2 separate regions of the Homo sapiens genome follow, and region 1 is linked to region 2. The links are chromatin contacts, found by Hi-C or POLR2A ChIA-PET in ENCODE. All regions are on one chromosome and are shown on one strand. The core of a region is the stretch at or near the end of the contact, and the rest is flanking DNA. Distances in the headings are between cores, read along the strand shown. Region 1 overlaps UGGT1 (UDP-glucose glycoprotein glucosyltransferase 1). Region 2 has its middle 86 kb from the start of HS6ST1.

Evidence for each region. Hi-C counts contacts between places; a loop is a spot of excess contacts on that map. ChIA-PET counts read pairs that join two places held with the same protein, here RNA polymerase II (POLR2A). Pooled maps may share reads with other maps.
Region 1: a loop to region 2 is called in a map of sigmoid colon, with 2.2 times the contacts of the local background. The contact joins two enhancer-like sites. A Hi-C loop is called at or near these places in 29 of 168 maps with a recorded cell type or tissue (CD4-positive, alpha-beta T cell, HepG2, IMR-90 and 16 more), 6 of 37 single-sample maps with no recorded cell type and 26 of 50 pooled maps. POLR2A ChIA-PET finds 5 or more read pairs at or near these places in 7 of 52 experiments (AG04449, BJ, GM10248 and 4 more).

Annotation. Positions count from the first base shown.
Region 1 is chr2:128,194,975-128,199,745 of GRCh38, reverse strand. UGGT1 (UDP-glucose glycoprotein glucosyltransferase 1) reads right to left here. Exons shown (of 41, transcript NM_020120.4): 41 at 4,069-4,771. Among named protein-coding and RNA genes, the nearest start is that of UGGT1, 110 kb to the right of the region's middle. Within about 2 kb of position 3,170, at least 5 of the 41 ENCODE cell types and tissues checked have a DNase peak (open chromatin) inside an H3K27ac peak, as active enhancers do; they include sigmoid colon, where a contact is called at or near this core.
Region 2 is chr2:128,230,322-128,235,695 of GRCh38, reverse strand. No RefSeq gene overlaps it. Among named protein-coding and RNA genes, the nearest start is that of HS6ST1, 86 kb to the left of the region's middle. RefSeq lists an enhancer at 1,820-1,909 and silencers at 1,950-2,139, 2,460-2,659. Within about 2 kb of position 2,460, at least 23 of the 41 ENCODE cell types and tissues checked have a DNase peak (open chromatin) inside an H3K27ac peak, as active enhancers do; they include sigmoid colon, where a contact is called at or near this core.

The DNA.
Region 1 (4,771 bases), core at 1,921-4,420, 37 kb after region 2:
TCAGCATTCAGTTACCCCAAAATGTTTTTATTCCAACTTCTTTTTTTTTTTTGAGACAGTCTTCCTCGGTCACCCAGGCGCAGTGCAATGGCATGATCTCGGCTCATTGCAACCTCTGCCTGCCGGGTTCAAGCGATTGTCCTGCCTCAGCCTCCCGAGTAGCTGAGATTACAGGTTCCTGCCACCACACCCGGCTAATTTTTGTATTTTTAGTAGAGACAGGGTTTCACAATGTTGGCCAGGCTGGTCTCAAAACTCCTGACCTCAGGTGATCCACCCGCCTCGGCCTCGCAAAGTGCTGGGATTACAGGTGTGAGGCACCGCGCCTGGCCCCAGGTTCATTTTTGAGGAATATTTTCCCTGCATGTAGGATGTTAGCTCCTTTCAGCATTCTATGACGTCACTCCCCTGTTCCTGATGGGAAGTCAGCTGTCATTTTCATTGTTGTTCCCCTCCACATCAGGTGTTTTTGTTTTCCTGGCTACTACTTTTTCATGATTTTATCTTTAATTTTCAGCATTTGACTATGATGCACCTAGGTGTGGCCTTCTTTATATTCATCCTGCTTTTAAGGGGAGGGAGTGGTGATTCCGGTGAGGCCAGATGCAGATCAAGAGAGAAACGGTAAATTTGACATGTCGCACTCAGTTCCCTGGGGAGAAACAGCACTCCACGCAGGGCCACTCAGTGGAAGCAACCACTGGTTATGGGGCACAGGGAGCAGGGGAATGTGGGCAAGACCCCTTATTGTGGTTTCCCAGGAAGGAACAGGTGAGGCAGGGGCAGCAGACTGAGACTGACTGGAATAATCTCAGCTGGCGCTGGGCCACAGGGGCTGTTGCAGGATGTCTGGTACTGCCCTGGGGTGTCAGAGTGCTGGCCTGGAGCTTGAGCTGAAGAAGGGAGGTAGTTGAGGGTGTAAACTTGATTGGCTGCTCTAGAGGACTGACTGGCCTCTAGCCAGGACCTCAAAGCTAGGGCCTCAAAACTGGGCCAAGACCGCATTTTCAAAAAACAAACAATTTTGGCCAATATTTCTCCGTATTTTTTTTTCTGCCACATTTTCTCTCCTCTCCTGGGATTCTAGTTACGCATTTGTTATACTGTCTCACAGTTTACTGAGTCTCTGCTCATTTATTCTTTTTCAATCTCTTCTTCCACTTTGTTTTTCAATTTAGATAATTTCTATTAACGTGTCTTCAAGTTCACTGACTTTTCTTCTGCAAATGGGGAAATGGGGAGATGCAGATCAAAAGAGTACAAACTCTCAGTTTAAAGATAAGTTCTGTGGGGCTGGGCGTGGTGGTTCATGCCTGTAATCCCAGCACTTTGGGAGGCCAAGGTGGGCAGATTGCCTAAGGTCAGGAGTTTGAGACCAGCCTGACCAACATGGTGAAACTCCATCTCTAATAAAAATACAAAAATTAGCCAGGTGCAGTGGCAGTTGCCTGTAATCCCAGCTACTCAGGAGGCTGAGGCAGGAGAATTGCTTGAACCCAGGAAGTGGAGGTTGCAGTGAGGCCAGATCGCAACATTGCACTTAAGCCTGCGCGATAGGCCAGGTGTGGGGGCTCACGCCTCTAACCCTAGCACTTTGGGAGGCCAAGGCGGGCGGATCATGAGGTCAGGAATTTGAGACCAGCCTGAACAACATGGTGAAACCCCGTCTCTACTAAAAATACAAAAATTAGCCGGGCATGGTGGCGCACGCCTATAATCCCTGCTACTCAGGAGGCTGAGGCAGGAGAATTGCTTGAATCTGGGAGGCGGCGGTTGCAGTGAGCTAAGATCACACCACTGCACTTCAGCCTGGGCGACAGACCGAGGCTCCGTCTCAAAAAAAGAAAAAAAGATAAGTTCTGGGGATCTAATGTGCAGCACAGGTGGGGATGGGTGTCCTAATTCAGTGGTGATAATCACACAATGCACATGTGTAGCAAATCATCACACGGGACACCTGGAATATACACAATCTTTGTCAATTAAATTAATAAATATATATATACACATATACCTACACACACACACAAACTCAGGACGTATCAAAAGGCAATAAAAAAGCATCCACTTATGTCTGAGAAAAACGTTTATAATTATTTTAACATTTTTATTGAATGATTTCAACACCTTGGTTTATGGGTTGTTTTGATTTTGTTTTTTTGAGACAGGGTCTCACTCTGTCACCCAGGCTGGAGTGCAATGGCACTATCACAGCTCACCACAGCCTCAACCTCCCAGGCTCAAATGATCTTCCCACCGCAGCCTTCTGAGTAGCTGGGACTACAGGCACATACCACCATGCCTGGCTAATTTTTTGTATTTTTTGTAGAGATGGGGTTTCACCATGTTGCCGAGGCTGGTCTCAAACTCCTGGGCTCCAACAATCCAACCGCCTCGGCTTCCCAAAGTCCTGGGGTTACAGGTGTGCACCACCGCACCCAGCCTGATTTTTTTTCTTGATCACGTCATATGTTCCCACTTCCTGTCGTGCCTACTGATGTGGTTATATACAGGACATTCTGAATAATATACTATAGACACTCTGGATTCAGTTTTTTCCCACAAAAACTTTTGTTTTAGCAGAGTTTGGTTACTAGCGATCACCCTGATTCTGCTAAGCCTTCATTTTAGGCTTTACGAGGGTAGGTCTATCTTAGTGTTGCCCTCAGTCCTAGACCCTAGATTTGAGTTCTGTGATGTGGTCCTAATCCTAAGGCCTACACCCTGGGTTTTCGATGCAAAGTCTGAAATAGTTACCAAATCCCTCTAATTTGATGGAAAATGAATTCTAAACTTCTTCTCCCCAGCACATCTTCTGAAATCTCTACTCAGCTTTTCCAGCCTTCCAAGTGTTGCTTTCCATTTGGAATTCTGCCCTGTTTATGTATAATACAGGAACCCGCCAAGAACTTGATGAGACTATACAAGGCAAAGTTGGGGGCTTCTATGGCTTCCTCCTTTCTGGGATGTGCCCCCACACAAGTGTGCAGCGGCCAAGAACGTCCTGAAGTGACTTGGCTCCTGGGCCTAGTAAGCCTGCCACCTTCTGTTTTATTCCCTGTGAGCCACATGAGGTTTCACTTCTTCTGATGGTTCGTGCTCTCCCTCTCTTGCCGGTATCTCAGCAGGCTCTAGTGCTTTTCAAATAGTGTGTGTAATGATCAGGCGTAGGCTGGTCTGACACATGCTGCTCTGCCCTTCCTGGATGCCAGACTGTAATCAGATGTTTAAGTGTTAAAATAAACTCCAACTTCCTTTTCTTTATCTGGATGATGGATATGCTAGTGCTTTCACTTTGTGAAAAACTATCAAGGTGTGTGTTTATGTACTTTTCAGTATGTGCTACAGACCTCAACACAAAGTTTATTACAAGAAAAAACCCATTTAGTGCCAGCACCCAGTTTAAACCCCTGAAGGGCCTTCTTGTGCCCCCAGGATCAAACCCATTCCCCCTCTCCTGGCCACGTGCAGGCTTCCATGCAGCTCCCTCAAAAACACTAGCTCAAGCTCCTCCCCTCTGCCCACCCCTCGCCCCTACTTAGTCCTCAGGCTTCAACCTAAGCACCACCTCCTTGTAGCAGCTTAGTCCTGGTCCTGCACCTTAGGGCCCTCTCTTGCGCCTTCACAGGCACCAGGTGCCCCTCCCCGCCCTCCCCATCATCACACAGAGACTACATCCTCAATGCATATCCACCCCGGAGTAGGAGCTCAGAGAACTGGCAAAATGCAAAGTCCATGCCACCCTCCTAAGGAACTCTGCCGGCCCAGGGGTCTCATGACACCTTCTTGCCTTGAGGTTCCCCCTCCCACCCCACCTGTTATGCCTGCCTGCCAAGTTCTGCCTGGGGCAGCTCCCAGAGGTTGAGGACCTGGAGGAGACCTGGGTGCTTTGGATCCTCAGAATCCAAAGAACTGGATGCAACCCGAAGCCAGCCCCAGCAGCAGACAAGACTCAGGTAAAGCCCTCGTTCCTCTGTCTGGGTTTGCAGCTTCTGCTAGATGAAGGGGTTGGACTTTGTGCTCTATCAATCTGCCCTTCCTAAACACAAAGGCCAAATGACTGCGCAGTTTTAAAGAAGAGAGGAAACGTTTACTGTGTTGAGCAGACCTTATTTTCATTACAGTACCAGGAAGTTCATTCTCAATTCCCTTCGAACGCAGAGATTCTGCAGACATTTAAAAGCCCAATGCTGTTCCCAAGCAAGAGGCAGCACCTGACAACAATGCTGCATTTAATGGAGCAGGATTACAGTAACATTGGATATTCATAAAGAAGATTTTTAAAGTACACAGTTTCCTTAAAAATTATAACATTTTCCCACCTTTATTTTATTATTACCACGAATAACTGGTTGGTTGGAAAACATGGTACTTGATAATCTTTTGTTGTCAACCTTAAGTTAATGTATTTTGCTTTCTGCTGTTGTTGTTAAGAGACGTTATGCCCATTTCTCTGGAAATCTCAATGGTGACAAGTAAGGCAAGGCATACAATACATTCCTGTCCCACTGCAACCTTCCACAGCTAGCCTCTGCACTGCTGGGTATCTGGGAAAGACTCAGGAGAGGACCTTTTGCTTGCAAATCCTCAAACTCCTGACCTCGGGTGATCCGCCTGCCTTGGCCTCCCAAGGTGCTAGGATTACAGGCGTGAGCCACCACGCCCGGCGCTTGCAAATACCGACCACAGAGTTTAACCTTCATGGGCTCCTTCTAGGAAGCAGGCAGCCACTTGCCACAGACTTTGCAGTTTGTTTTTATAAATTGTCACT
Region 2 (5,374 bases), core at 1,211-3,710:
GGTAAGCCTTTGGATGGCATCTGACTCCAAGTGGAAACTCCAGCTGAACTTTTCCCCAGCGCCTGACCCACAGACTCCATGGCCATCATACATTTATTTTGAAAGAAAAATAATGGTTTTTTTCTCATGCCACTATGTCTTGCCACAGAACTGTGTGTAATCTCCCTCTGTCATAAACATATCTGTATACACATTGAAGTGTGTATATGTGCGCATATATATGTGTGTATGTGTGTAACACCTTATAGAAATAGATAAGCAAGAACTTTGCTTTAATTTACTTTAATTAGTCTTCATTTCTTTCTTTTCTTGGCTGTATACTCCCCTTTCCTCTCCCATCTCTGTCTTACCACCCAGATACCCTGTCAATAACCTAATTTGTATTCCATCTATTCTCCGTATTTTCCTTTATCCTTACATATAATAATCAAGCACACGTGTGCATATTGATGCGTATATACCTCTACACATATGCATACATAGAGGTATTCAGTTAATTCATTGCACAGTGGCATCTTGTTTCACACATTTTTCTGTATCATGATTTTCTCAGTCAATGATGCCTTGTAGAAATCCCTGTGAAATCTACTGCTCACAGCCTCACTGGATCCTTTTTGTGGCTGCACAATATTCCATGCTGTAAGGGACTGCAATTTACTCACCCAGCCCTGGGTGACAAACAGTCACTTTGTTACCAATTTGGGGCCCCATGGTAAAGTCCCTGTACACAGCCTCACTCACTTGTGCTTTATTTCTACGTCTGGTTGCCCAGAGTGGGGCTGCTGGCCCGAAGACAGAGGCATGTTAAATTTCAACAGATGCTGCCCTGCTGCTTTCCACATGGCCTGATGTCTGGCCCTGGGAAGACCTGAGCTTTTTCGTGCTGTGGACACAGGGCCTTCCAGCTGTGCCAGGCTATCACCGGCCTCATGGAGTCCCCACACAATCAACACAGCTCAGTGTGAAGCCTTCAGCAAATCCATGTCCTGTTGTTTCTCCAATTTTTCTCAGGCCCAAGTACACTTCACAGGCTGGTCAACACCACGTGGGTATAGACAAAATGCACACCTGAATTCCTCTTTTTTTTTTTTTTTTTTTTTTTTTAGAGACGGAGTCTCACTCTATTTGCCCAGGCTGGAGGGCAATGGCGCGATCTCAGCTCACTGCCACTTATGCCTCCTGGGTTCCAGCAATTCTCCCACCACAGCCTACCAAGTAGCTGGGATTACAGGCACCTGCCATCATGCCTGGCTAATTTTTGTATTTTTGTAGAGACAGGGTTTCACCATGTTGGCCAGGCTGGTCTTGAACTCCTGACCTCAGGTGATCTGCCCGCATTGGCCTCCCAAAGTGCTGAGATTACAGGGGTGAGTTCACATCCCGCCTGAATTCTTCTTTTGAGTTTTGCTTTCAGAAAAGAAATGCTGCCCATCAGGGTTCAGCAGGGCAAAGGTAGCTTAGACATCCACCCCTTCCAGTTCCTGCCTGACATCAGGCCCCTCTGGTGTCCCGCCTGACCAAAGGGAACTGCCAAAATGCACCTGTGGCCACCCTCCTGAGGAAGATGTTAATGTTTAAATTTGGGAACCTCCAGTTCCCAACTTCAGTTCATGGAGCCCTCCGTGTCTTCGAAAATTTGCAGGGCCTCCTAGGCGCAGGCAACACCTGGCAGGTGCATTTATTAAGTAGTTAGGTCCAAGCCACCCAACAAGCACGTATATGCTAATTACTCAGCTGGCGTTTGAGAAAGTGATACACGTAAGTAGAAAAGAGAATAGTTTTTCTTTAATTCTTAAATACCTGCAATTCCTTTGTAACAGGATGTTGGACACTGCACAGCTTCTCAAACCCACCCACCTGGTGCCTGTGCCACGGTGATTTCCACGTGGTACTGAGCCCACCTTTGCACAGGGAGGAAGGAGGACGAGGAAGGACTGGCTGCAGCGTCGCCGGCCTGGTGACTTCAGGGGAGCCAGCGGTCCCCACCGCGGCCAGCAGAGGGCTCCGCGCTGCCCTCCAAACAGAACCCCTCGCGCAGCCGCGCCACCCCGCCCGACCGGAGGAAACCTGTCCTCTCTCCTCGCCACCCAGTCCCCGGGCCCTGTCACCCGAACCCCGAGGCCGGCAGGAATTTAGAAAGGGGGCTGGAGGCCGGTAGCCGAGGCGGGTTCTGTGCCGAAGAAGGAGCCTGGCTGTGGGGTCGCCCCCGGCGGAGACGCGGGCGCCGAGATCCGAGCCCCAGGGACCCCATGGCACTCCCGAGACCGTCCCCGGAAAGGTCGCGCGGCCGTCGCCGCCGGGAGAGCGAAGGGCAGGGCGGGCAGGGAACCTGGCCCTGTGTGCGAGTGGGGACATCGTCTATTGGTCTTCTTTTTCTGCACCTTTCCCATCTTCTAAACGGGGCGGCCCTCCCGAGAACGGCCTCCTAAGGCAGTGGGGCTTCCAGCGTCCCGCTGTGCTCCCCGGGAGGGTTGGAGGCTGCAGAGGCTGACGCGGGGCAGGGCGGCCCCTCAGGGAACCCAATGCTGGCGAGGAAGCGGGCGCTCGGGCCGCGCCGCCGGGCTCGGCCTTCCTCGTCCCCAAGCTCGCCTGGAAGGGAAGAGCAGGGAGGTAGAGCGCAAGGTGACTCCGCCACAGCCGCCGCCGCGCTCCCGCCTCGGCCCGCGGTGGTCGCGCGGGTGACCGGGCGCAGCCCCTTGGGCCTCCTCTCCCCTGCACAACCAAGCCGGCCCCCCAGCCTCACGCGGGAGGAGAGAGGCGCACTTGTGGGGTGCAAGACTCCCCAGGCAGCAACATGAGAGTGCGCCCCAGAAACTTCCACCAGCACCAGGGAGAGTCCGGACGGCCGCAGCTAGGAGTTCTTAAACGAGGCGAAGAGACCAGAAGCCAAAGGAAAAGACTGATTTTTAGCCGGGCGCGGTGGCCCACGCCTGTAATCCCAGCACTTTGGGAGGCGCTGTGGCAGGAGGATCACTTGTGCCCAGGAGGTCGAGGCTGCAGTGAGCTGTGAGAGCGCCCAGGCTGGTCTCCAACTCCTGGGCTCGAGCACTCCTCCTGCCCCGGTCTCCCAAAGTGCTGAGATTACAACCGTGAGCCACCACACCTAGCCCCAAGTTCTGTTGTTTAAAAAGACACCACAGGGCTGGGTGCGGTGGCACACACCTGTAATCCCAGCACTTTGGGAGGCGGAGGCCGGTGGATCATGAGGTCAGGAGTTCGAGACCAGCCTGGCCAATATGGTGAAAGCCGGTCTCTACTAAAAATACAAGAATTAGCCGGGCATGGTGGTGCGCGCCTGTAGTCCCAGCTACTCGGGAGGCTAAGGCAGAATAGCTTGAACCCGGGAGGCGGAGGTTGCAGTGAGCCGAGATCGCGCCACTGCACTCCAGGCTGGGTGACAAAGTGAGACTCCATCTCAAAAAAAAAGATACCACAGGGCCGGGCGCCGTGGCGAACATCTGTAATCCCAGCACTTTGGGAGGCCGAGGCGGACGGATCACGAGGTCAGGAGGTTCAAGACCAGCCTGGCCAATATGGTGAAATCTGGTCTCTGCTAAAAATACAAGAATTAGCCGGGTTTGGTGGCGCGAGCCTGTAGTCCCAGCTACTCGGGAGGCTGAGGCAGAAGAATAGTTTGAACCTGGGAGGCGGAGGTGGCAGTGAGCCGAGATTGTGCCACTGCACTCCAGCCTGGCAACAGAACAAGACTCTGTTTCAAAAAAAAAAGACACCACAGGCCGATTGTGGTGGCTCACGCCTGTAATCTCAGCATTTTGGGAGGCCGAGGCGGGCAGATTACGAGGTCAGGAGATCGAGATCATCCTGGCCAACAGGGTGAAACCCCGTCTCTACTAAAAATACAAAAATTAGCTGGGTACGGTGGCTGGCGCCTGTAAACCCAGCTATTCGGGAGGCTGAGGCAGGAGAATCACTTGAACCCGGGAGGTGGAGGTTGCAGTGAGCCAAGATCGCGCCACTGCACTCCAGCCTGGGTGACAGAGAGAGGCTCATCTCAAAAAAAAAAAAAAGACAACACAAAGAGAATAAAAAAAAAGCAACAAACTGGAAAAAAGATATTATTGGCAATACATATACCTGAAAAGGAGTCATATCGAGACTATATATTTTTTATGTATTTGTTTTTCGTTTATTAACTAAGAGGAAAAAGGCAAAACTCAAAGAATTAAAACCCAGAACAGATCTTCCTAGAGAGCAACCAGGAGGCCCATTAAATGTGTGAAAAGATGTCCAACTTCATTTATTATCAACGAAATGTAAACTAAAACAAGGACATGCCATTCCACACCCACTAAATCAGCAAAATTTAAAATCTCTTGTCAACATAAAGTGTTGGGGAAGACTTAGAGAAAAAGGAACTTGCATACACAACTGGCGGGAATGTAAACTGTGCACTGACTTTGAAACACAGATTGGCAGGACCCAGTAAATGTGGGCAACCAGTAAAGCTGCTTTCCTAGGGCCCTGCAAGCCCACTCCTCTGAGTGTATACACCCGGGAGACCCTGGCACATGTGGGCCAGGACCCACATAGAAGAATGTGTGCAGGAGCCTTGTCTGTAAAGCAGAAACCTGAAAACAATCCAAGTGGCTATTCACTGGAGGGAGCAGGTAAGAAACTGGTAAGTAGACAGCAAGGAAAAGGAATGAATGCACAGGCATGCGTGACCCTCAAAACTGCCTGCTGCAGAGGACTCCAGTTATATACGATTCAAAAAACAGGTAACAGTAAATAATATTTAGGTTAAACCAATGTTTCTCAACCTTTTTAAAAATCACCTCCCCTGGGCCAAGCGCGGTGGCTCACGCCTGTAATCCCAGCACTTTGGGAGGCCGAGGCGGGTAGATCGCCAAGTCACGAGATCGAGATCATTCTGGCTAACATGGTGAAACCCCGTCTCTACTAAAAATACAAAAAATTACGCTGGGCATGGTGGCTCACTCCTGTAGTCCCAGCACTTTGGGAGGCTGAGGCGGGCAGATTACCTGAGGTCAGGAGTTCGAGACCAGCCTGACCAACATAGAGAAACCCCATCTCTACAAAAAATAAAAAATTAGCCAGGCATGGTGGCGCCTGCCTGTAATCCCAGCTACTCAGGAGTCTGAGGCAGGAGAATTAATTGAACCCAGGAGGCAGAGGTACCACTGCACTCCAGCATGGGCAACAGAGCAAGACTCCGTCTTAAAAAAAAAACAAAATCGGCCAGGTACAGTGGCTCATGCCTGTAATCCCAGCATTTTGGGAGGCCAAGGCAGGGGTGTGGGGGGGATCACGAGGTCAGGAGTTTAAGACCAGCCTGACCAACAGGGTGAAACCCCGTCTCTACTAAAAATACAAAAATTAGCCGGCCACGGTG